Regions from separate parts of the Homo sapiens genome. Here all the other regions are linked to region 2. Evidence: chromatin loops called from intact Hi-C (ENCODE). Cell type or tissue: IMR-90. All regions are shown on one strand.

Region 1 (2,500 bases), 570 kb after region 2:
AGGCTGAGGCAGGAGAATCGCTTGAACCCAGGAGGCAGAGGTTGCAGTGAGTCGAGATCACACCGTTGCACTCCAGCCTGGGCGACAGAGCGAGACTCCATCTCAAAACAAAAACAAAAACAAAAAACTAGCATCAAATCTCCTTAATGCAGCCAACAAAAGGCTCTCAGGACCTGGCCCTTGCACTGAGTCTCCAATGCCATCTGGTCCCCTCCCCGCTGGCCTCTTGGGTACTCCATGCTCTTCCTTCCTGCTCCTTAAGCCCTCCTACCCTCCTTCTTCATCTACAGCAACCTCTTTATCCTCCAGTCCAAGAGAGATGCATCCTCCTTGGAGGGCGGACTCTGACCCTCCTTGGAGGGCAGACTCTGACCCCCCACCTAAAGCAGCCTATATCCCACTAGCCCTTGTCACAGCACTGTACCCATCCTAGGAATTCAGCACAAGTTGCCTCTATTTCATTTCCGTCTTTGTTTCCTGGCTCTCTACCCCACTAGACTGTAAGCCCCATGAGGGCATGAGCCCAGTACCCTGCATGCAGCACTGGAGGTTTAGTTTAGTAGTCGGGCCAGGACAGAAAGGTCCTGAAATTCAATATAAGCCCTAAGGAACAGTGTTCTAGTACCTGTTACCAAAATTACAGCAGAACCAAAGCCAGGGCTGGGTGCAGTGGCTCACACCTGTAATCCCAACACTTTGGGAGGCAGGTGTATCACTTGAGCACAGGAGTTTGAGACCAGCATGGGCAACAAAGTGAGACCTTGCCTCCACAAAAACATAAAAAATTAGCTGGGCATGGCGGCACGGCGCCTATGGTCCCAGCCACTCAGGAGGCTGAGGTGGGAGGATCGCTTGAGCCTGGAGAAGTCCAGGCTGCAGTGAGTCATGATCATACCACTGCACTCCAGCCTAGGGAACAGAGTAAGACACTGTCTCTTTAAAAAACAACAACAACAACAACAACAACTCAACGAAATGAAAACATCACATGCAATCAGGAACTTGGCAGGGGTGAAGTGAGTGTAAGTACCCACTAAATACAAGGCACCAAAATCTAATTTTTGAAAATCATTTATTTTTTCTAAGGAAAACCAGAGGTCTGCACTTAAACTAAACCGTGTGCTTCCATCTTGTGTTTTGATGGGGATTCTCTGGGGGGTCAATAATAGTGAATGCCAAAAGGAGGCCAACTTCAAACATTATCAGCTTCTGCCCTCACGTGGTCAGCAGCGGTACTACAGTCTCCCTGCTAATTCAGAAGTTCCCATTACCATACCTCTAGGTCACCCACATTATCGTGTTCAGAAACCTTCAATATTACTACTGGAATAGTTTGAAGTTAACTGTTGCCCCAGATAAAAGGGAAAATATCACCTATAACAATACTTTATGCTGAAATGGAAGCAGCAGCAAATTTATGAGATGTGCAAAGTTGTTTTTGCCTTTGTCTTTAATGAAAGTCTTTTTTCTTTTTCTTTTTTTATTTTTATTTATTTATTTATTTATTTTTGAGATGGAGTCTCGCTCTGTTGCCCAGGCTGGAGTGCAATGGCGCGATGTCGGCTCACTGCAAGCTCCGCCTCCTGGGTGCACGCCATTCTCCTGCCTCAGCCTCCTGAGTAGCTGGGACTATAGGCGCCCACCACCACGCCCGGCTAATTTTTTGTATTTTTAGTAGAGACGGGGTTTCACCGTGTTAGACAGGATGGCCTCGATCTCCTGACCTCGTGATCCACCCGCCTCAGCCTCCCAAAGTGCTGGGATTACAGGCGTGAGCCACCACACCCGGCCCTTTTTAAATTTTTTTTAAAGACAGAGTCTCGCTCTGCCACCCAGGCTGGAGTGCAGTAGTGAGATCATGGCTCACTGCGGCCTCAAACTCCTGGGTATAAATGATCCTCCTGCCTCAGCCTCCCAAGTAGCTGGGACTACAGACCTGCACCACCACACTTGGCTGAGTCTTCTTTTTTGGAAAATAAACAAGAAGAAAGAAAACTGTTATTCCTTTAAGACAAGCATAAATTATTTCAGGTTCATGCCAAGATAACTCGTACTAATATAAATAAAACCTGTCAGCTCCACTGGTATGAGAAGTTGAGGTCTCACTCATAAAAATGGCTTTGAAGACATTTCAACAGCTCCTCTATGATTAAAACTAAAAATCAGCTTTGGCAGTCCTTCTTCAAAAGCTTAAATGGTGCACAGACACAACTGTTGAACACAACTTACAATCAACCAAAGAGGATGGTTGACCACTAGTATCCAATAAGCAAATATAAACATCAGGGTTATAACGGAGAAGGGGTTCTGTTTGTCAGTTTCCCTGTTTCCATGAAATTTAAAATCCAGCCAATGAGCTCCTGGAGAGCAGGAGTCAGATCACACTCAACCTCACATCCTTAGCAGCTATCATCAGGGCTAGTACATATTAAGTGCTAAATTAATCATTGTGAAGACAAGTCAATTCAAGGGTAGAATAAGAAATAAAATTAAAAATTTG
Region 2 (2,500 bases):
TAAGTAACTTGCCATAATTATAAATGAGGGAGCCAGGATTGAAGCAGAGCCTGTGTACTGTATCATTAAGCTATATTGCTGGCAACTAATCAACACCACTGGGCTCATGGCTATTGGCTGGTTACTGGTGCTACTGATCTCTGCCGAGAAGCTCTTCCACCTCTAGCCATGCAGCATCAGTCTCCCTCCTGCTGGCAGAGAGGGGCGCTGAGCCTTTCATATTTACATAGAAAGCATGGCAGCAGCCTCAGTGTTGGAACCTGCCACTGGAAATGTCCATAACAACACAGTTGGGGGCTTTCTTTGTGGGCCCTGGCATGGTAAGTGCAAGTTTTGTTATTCCTTATGGGTTCTGAAAAATGAGACTTCACCTGTTAGTGACTGGCTTCACGTCATGTACCTGGAGGAGCTGGCTTCACATACGTCATAAAGATGCACTCTAATAATGTATTTAGAAGTTGTTGGCTAAAGGTCTAAGCCTGATTCTAATAGCACTTCCTCAATTAAGCTTTTTCTAGCACTCCTTCAACGATAACTTACTTCTTTTACCACCCACTCAATTCCTCAGTATTGTATCTATCACGCTTTTATAGTTCTTTATTTTCCACACAGGGCTATAAAGAGGATATTTGCTATAAAACATGGCAAACATTCAATTAAAAATGCAAATAGCTGCATCAAAATGCCGATTCATAAAATTTTTAGATCAGATGAGAAAAGACCCATTTTTCTGGAAAAGACTATTGATCATTGAGAGTTAAGAATACAGCTGGTTCCCAATTTAATTTCTCCCTGGTAAACAGAATAGGAATGGCTTGGCAAATCTACAGGAAAGAACATGTGTGCATTGTGCTTCTGGCTTTTCCAGATGTCAGTTGCTGAAGGTTTAAGGTGTGAGTCTGTGCATGTGTTTCTGAGGATCAGTCCCTGTTCAAAGAGGCAGTGGGAAGACTGAGTGGGATAACTCACACATGGACACCCTGTGCATCAGTGTGCGTTTAATTCAAAGACAGACCTCATTTGATAGCAATATTGACATGTCATTCTAATGAATTAGAAAAAATGAGAAAATGGGATGTAAATCCCCATCTGGATTCATGGGGATAGTATCAGAAAGATTTTCAGTGCCTTTGCAGAATGCTAGCAACATTTATTAAATACCTACCCTAGGTGCTATGTGCTTACATGAGAAGCCAAAGGTATCTGTTAAGCTAGGTAGGAACTGCAGTCGGCTGGTTGCTTCTCATCTGGAGAAAGCAGGCAACTGGGCAGTGATTGAAGTGTCCAGCAGGGGGCTGGCATTCTCTGTCTATAAGTAACACTGGTTCCTCTTCAGAGCCTCAGCTCAGCGGAGCTGCCGTTTGCTGGTGAAGCCCGTGACGTGCAAAGCATCCTGCCTATAGGATTTGAGGATTTCTCAGTGCAGTTTTTTTCTACCCACTTTAAACCTCCAGATTCTAAATATCAGGAAAGACGCTGTGGGAAAATAGCAGGCCAAAAGTTCTTAGTAAACTGCAGCCAGGGAGACTCAGACTAGAATGGAGGTAGAAAGAACTGATGCAGAGTGGGTTTAATTCTAAGCCTTTTTGTGGCTAAGTTTTGTTGTTGTTAACTTATTGAATTTAGAGTTGTATTGCACTGGTCATGTGAAAGCCAGAGCAGCACCAGTGTCAAAATAGTGACAGAGAGTTTTGAATACCATAGTTAGTATATATGTACTCAGAGTATTTTTATTAAAGAAGGCAAAGAGCCCGGCATAGATCTTATCTTCATCTTCACTCGGTTGCAAAATCAATAGTTAAGAAATAGCATCTAAGGGAACTTTTAGGTGGGAAAAAAAATCTAGAGATGGCTCTAAATGACTGTTTCCTTCTGAACTTGGAGGTGGACCATTTCATGCACTGCAACATCTCCAGTCACAGTGCGGATCTCCCCGTGAACGATGACTGGTCCCACCCGGGGATCCTCTATGTCATCCCTGCAGTTTATGGGGTTATCATTCTGATAGGCCTCATTGGCAACATCACTTTGATCAAGATCTTCTGTACAGTCAAGTCCATGCGAAACGTTCCAAACCTGTTCATTTCCAGTCTGGCTTTGGGAGACCTGCTCCTCCTAATAACGTGTGCTCCAGTGGATGCCAGCAGGTACCTGGCTGACAGATGGCTATTTGGCAGGATTGGCTGCAAACTGATCCCCTTTATACAGCTTACCTCTGTTGGGGTGTCTGTCTTCACACTCACGGCGCTCTCGGCAGACAGGTAAGTACAGGCTGAAAGTTACATGCTCTCCAAGGGTGATAGACGCCTGGGTAAATGAACTACCATGTCGGGACAGGGAGCTGATTGCACAAGGGAAGTTTTACTCAAACACGGATTCCCTTCCAGGCAGGTTTTTATTCTGGGTATGACTTCTTGAGTGTAACATATTGGTTTAAGAAAGAAAAGTGAATGATGGGGACAGAAGGAGACAGATGAGAAAAAAAAAATCTCTAAGCAGA
Region 3 (2,500 bases), 550 kb after region 2:
AAATAAATGGTCTGCTGGCACTAAAAGCCTGTCCAATGGGCTCATAAACCCACCCAGCCATCCACTGCACAGTGGGAAACACAGCCTCTCTGCACTCCCCCTCCTGCCTGAGTCCCCAGCTACAGGGCTGCCTCTCCCGCATCAAGGTCCCATTTCCTCTGGTTTCCCTGGTACAGAAGCCGTACTTCGCAATTTGAAAAAAAAGCATTAAAAAGGCTCAACTCGGCCGGGCACGGGGGCTCAAGCCTGTAATCCCCACACTTTGGGAGTCTGAAGTGGGCAGATTGCTTGAGCCCAGGAGTTTGAGGCCAGGCTGGGCAACATAGCAAGACTCCATCTCTTAAAAAAAAAAAAACACACACACACACAAAAATTAGCCAGGCACAGTGGTGTGTACCTGTAGTCCCAGCTACTCTGGAGACTGAGGTGGGAATTGGAGAAGGTAAGCACAGTTGCAGATGGAGCCTTCTCCCAGCCTCTGCTACCCAGCTGGAATAGCAGCAAGTTCTCCTAGGATGAGAAACGTTTTCTGTAAAGGGTCACATAGTAAAGATTCTAGCCTCTTTCAGATAGTAAAGCTTCTAGGCCGTAGGGTCTGAAACTCTGACGTTGGACCACAAAAGCAGCCATAGACAATATGTAAACAAATTGGTGTGGCTGTGTTCCAATAAAGCTTTATTCATAAAAACAGGCTGTGGGCCAAATTTAGAATATAGTTTGTTGACCCTATAGCAGACTATTTGGCACCTGAACTTTCAAATCCGAGTTCACACCTTTACGATAACAAACCTTTAGTGTTACCCCTCCTAGGTGTCAAAAATCTAATAAACTCATAGTTAGGGTCAATAAACATGAGTTTTACCCAGAAAAGGAATCTTCTTTGTCCTTGCCCAAGAAATCGCCTGGAGTTTTCCCAATGTTCCTCTGATTCCAAAGCCTCCAGGCACAAGAATACCACTGAAATCAATACAAAATGAGGGTAAACTTGACTATCCATTTTTTTTTTAAACTAGTGTATTCAGCCATTCGTGCAATGCTTGGTCCAATCACTAGTGACTATGCTCAAGCTCTATTTTCAGAACCAATTATATGACTTCACACCCTGAACTTTTTTTCTGAAATCTTCCCAATGTTATGAAGAAATTGTGACAATTTCTCACAACTGACCTCAATATATATTTTACGATAAGTCTTTGTGGCATCAGAGCATACTAACTGAGAAACCCAATTCAATTAAGAATGCCACTGGGAAAAGAAACTGAATGAAAATAGGTTAAGGTTCTTTCAAAACACTATTATAAAAATGTTAAGATCTCTGACATCATCAGAAAGAGTTAAATTGGAAAAATCAGCCTAAGATTTCAAATGCTAATTAAGTAGTGGCAAATGAAAATTTCTTGGCTAGAAGACTTCACAGACCTAGGCAAACACAACAGCAACACAGTTCAACAGAAAACCCAGGAGGATCATGCTAACCTCATGATGCAATGCTGCCCCCAAGAGTTCTGTCAATTACTTACAAAATAAAACCTAAAATCTAAGACATGTGGAAAATATCATCAAGAGAGAAAGGGCTGCTCTGTCAATGGAGCAGCTATTCTTTATGTCCTTACTTTCCTAATAAACTTGCTTTCACTTTACTCTATGGACTCACCCTGAATTCTTTCTTGAGCAAGATCCAAGAACCCTCTCTTGGGGTCTGGATTGGGACCCGTTTCTGGTAACATCTTTCTAGCGACCACAGAAGGGACAATACTGAGTACGTGGTGGGGTCCAGTAACATTTTTCTTTTTTTTTTTTTTTTTTTTTTTTTTGAGACAGAGTCTTGCTCTTGTCACCCTGCCTGGAGTGCAGTGGCGCGATCTCGGCCCTCTCCAACCTCCACCTCCCGGGTTCCAGCAATTCTCCTGCCTCAGCCTCCCGAGTAGCTGGGATTACAAGCACACGCCACCACGCCCAGCTAATGTTTTGTATTTTAGTAGAGATGGGGTTTCACCATGTTACCCAGGCTGGCCTCGAACTCCTGAGCTCAGGCAATAAGACCGCCTCAGCCTCCCAAAGTGCTGGGATTACAGGCGTGAGCCACCATGCCCAGCCTCCAGTAACATCTTTCTAGTGAAACACGGAAAGAACAATACTGAAGAGACCCCAGACCCAAAGGAAAATCGTCTGTGTGCACCAATTGGCTGACTTTGGGTAAATGGGGTGCATATACCCAGGTAAAGGATGGGATTGGGTTAGAGGCCCAACTTAGAGTCTCTCCTAAAACAGAGAGAGTTAAAGGCTCCTCTCAATAAAAGGCAAGGATGCTTGAATGACCTTGGGTTGGAGGCACAACTTAGGAAGGTTAGAGTCCTTCCTAAGGTTTAGGGGGTTAGAGGCCTCTCTCAGTAAAGTCCCTCTCTGCTAAGAATAGGTTTGGCACTATGGGATGTTAATTGCTATTCTCTTTGGATTATTCTGCCTTGCACTCTTTGCTGATAGCTATGGGTGACAGAAC

Evidence for each region. Peaks named below come from ENCODE experiments on the same cell type or tissue, not always from the same donor. Only the 100,000 strongest peaks of a DNase experiment are listed, where the experiment ranks them.
Region 1: a loop joins it to region 2, with 11 times the contacts of the local background. A loop is called at or near these places in 16 of 110 quality-filtered maps.
Region 3: a loop joins it to region 2, with 15 times the contacts of the local background. A loop is called at or near these places in 38 of 110 quality-filtered maps.

What each region holds. Positions count from the first base shown.
Region 1 is chrX:16,694,060-16,696,559 of GRCh38, forward strand. All of the region lies in intron 4 of CTPS2 (CTP synthase 2), which reads right to left. Among named protein-coding and RNA genes, the nearest start is that of CTPS2, 17 kb to the right of the region's middle. In IMR-90, a CTCF peak has its summit at 1,224 (motif pointing left); a DNase peak (open chromatin) is centred at 1,202.
Region 2 is chrX:16,122,106-16,124,605 of GRCh38, forward strand. It overlaps GRPR (gastrin releasing peptide receptor), which reads left to right and starts at 1,460. Exons shown (of 3, transcript NM_005314.3): 1 at 1,460-2,261. The coding sequence starts at 1,849. RefSeq lists an enhancer at 1,161-1,455. In IMR-90, a CTCF peak has its summit at 1,287 (motif pointing right); a DNase peak (open chromatin) is centred at 1,346; H3K4me3 peaks cover 163 bases.
Region 3 is chrX:16,669,718-16,672,217 of GRCh38, forward strand. CTPS2 (CTP synthase 2) reads right to left here. Exons shown (of 19, transcript NM_175859.3): 11 at 863-957. Among named protein-coding and RNA genes, the nearest start is that of S100G, 21 kb to the left of the region's middle. In IMR-90, a CTCF peak has its summit at 1,497; a DNase peak (open chromatin) is centred at 1,484.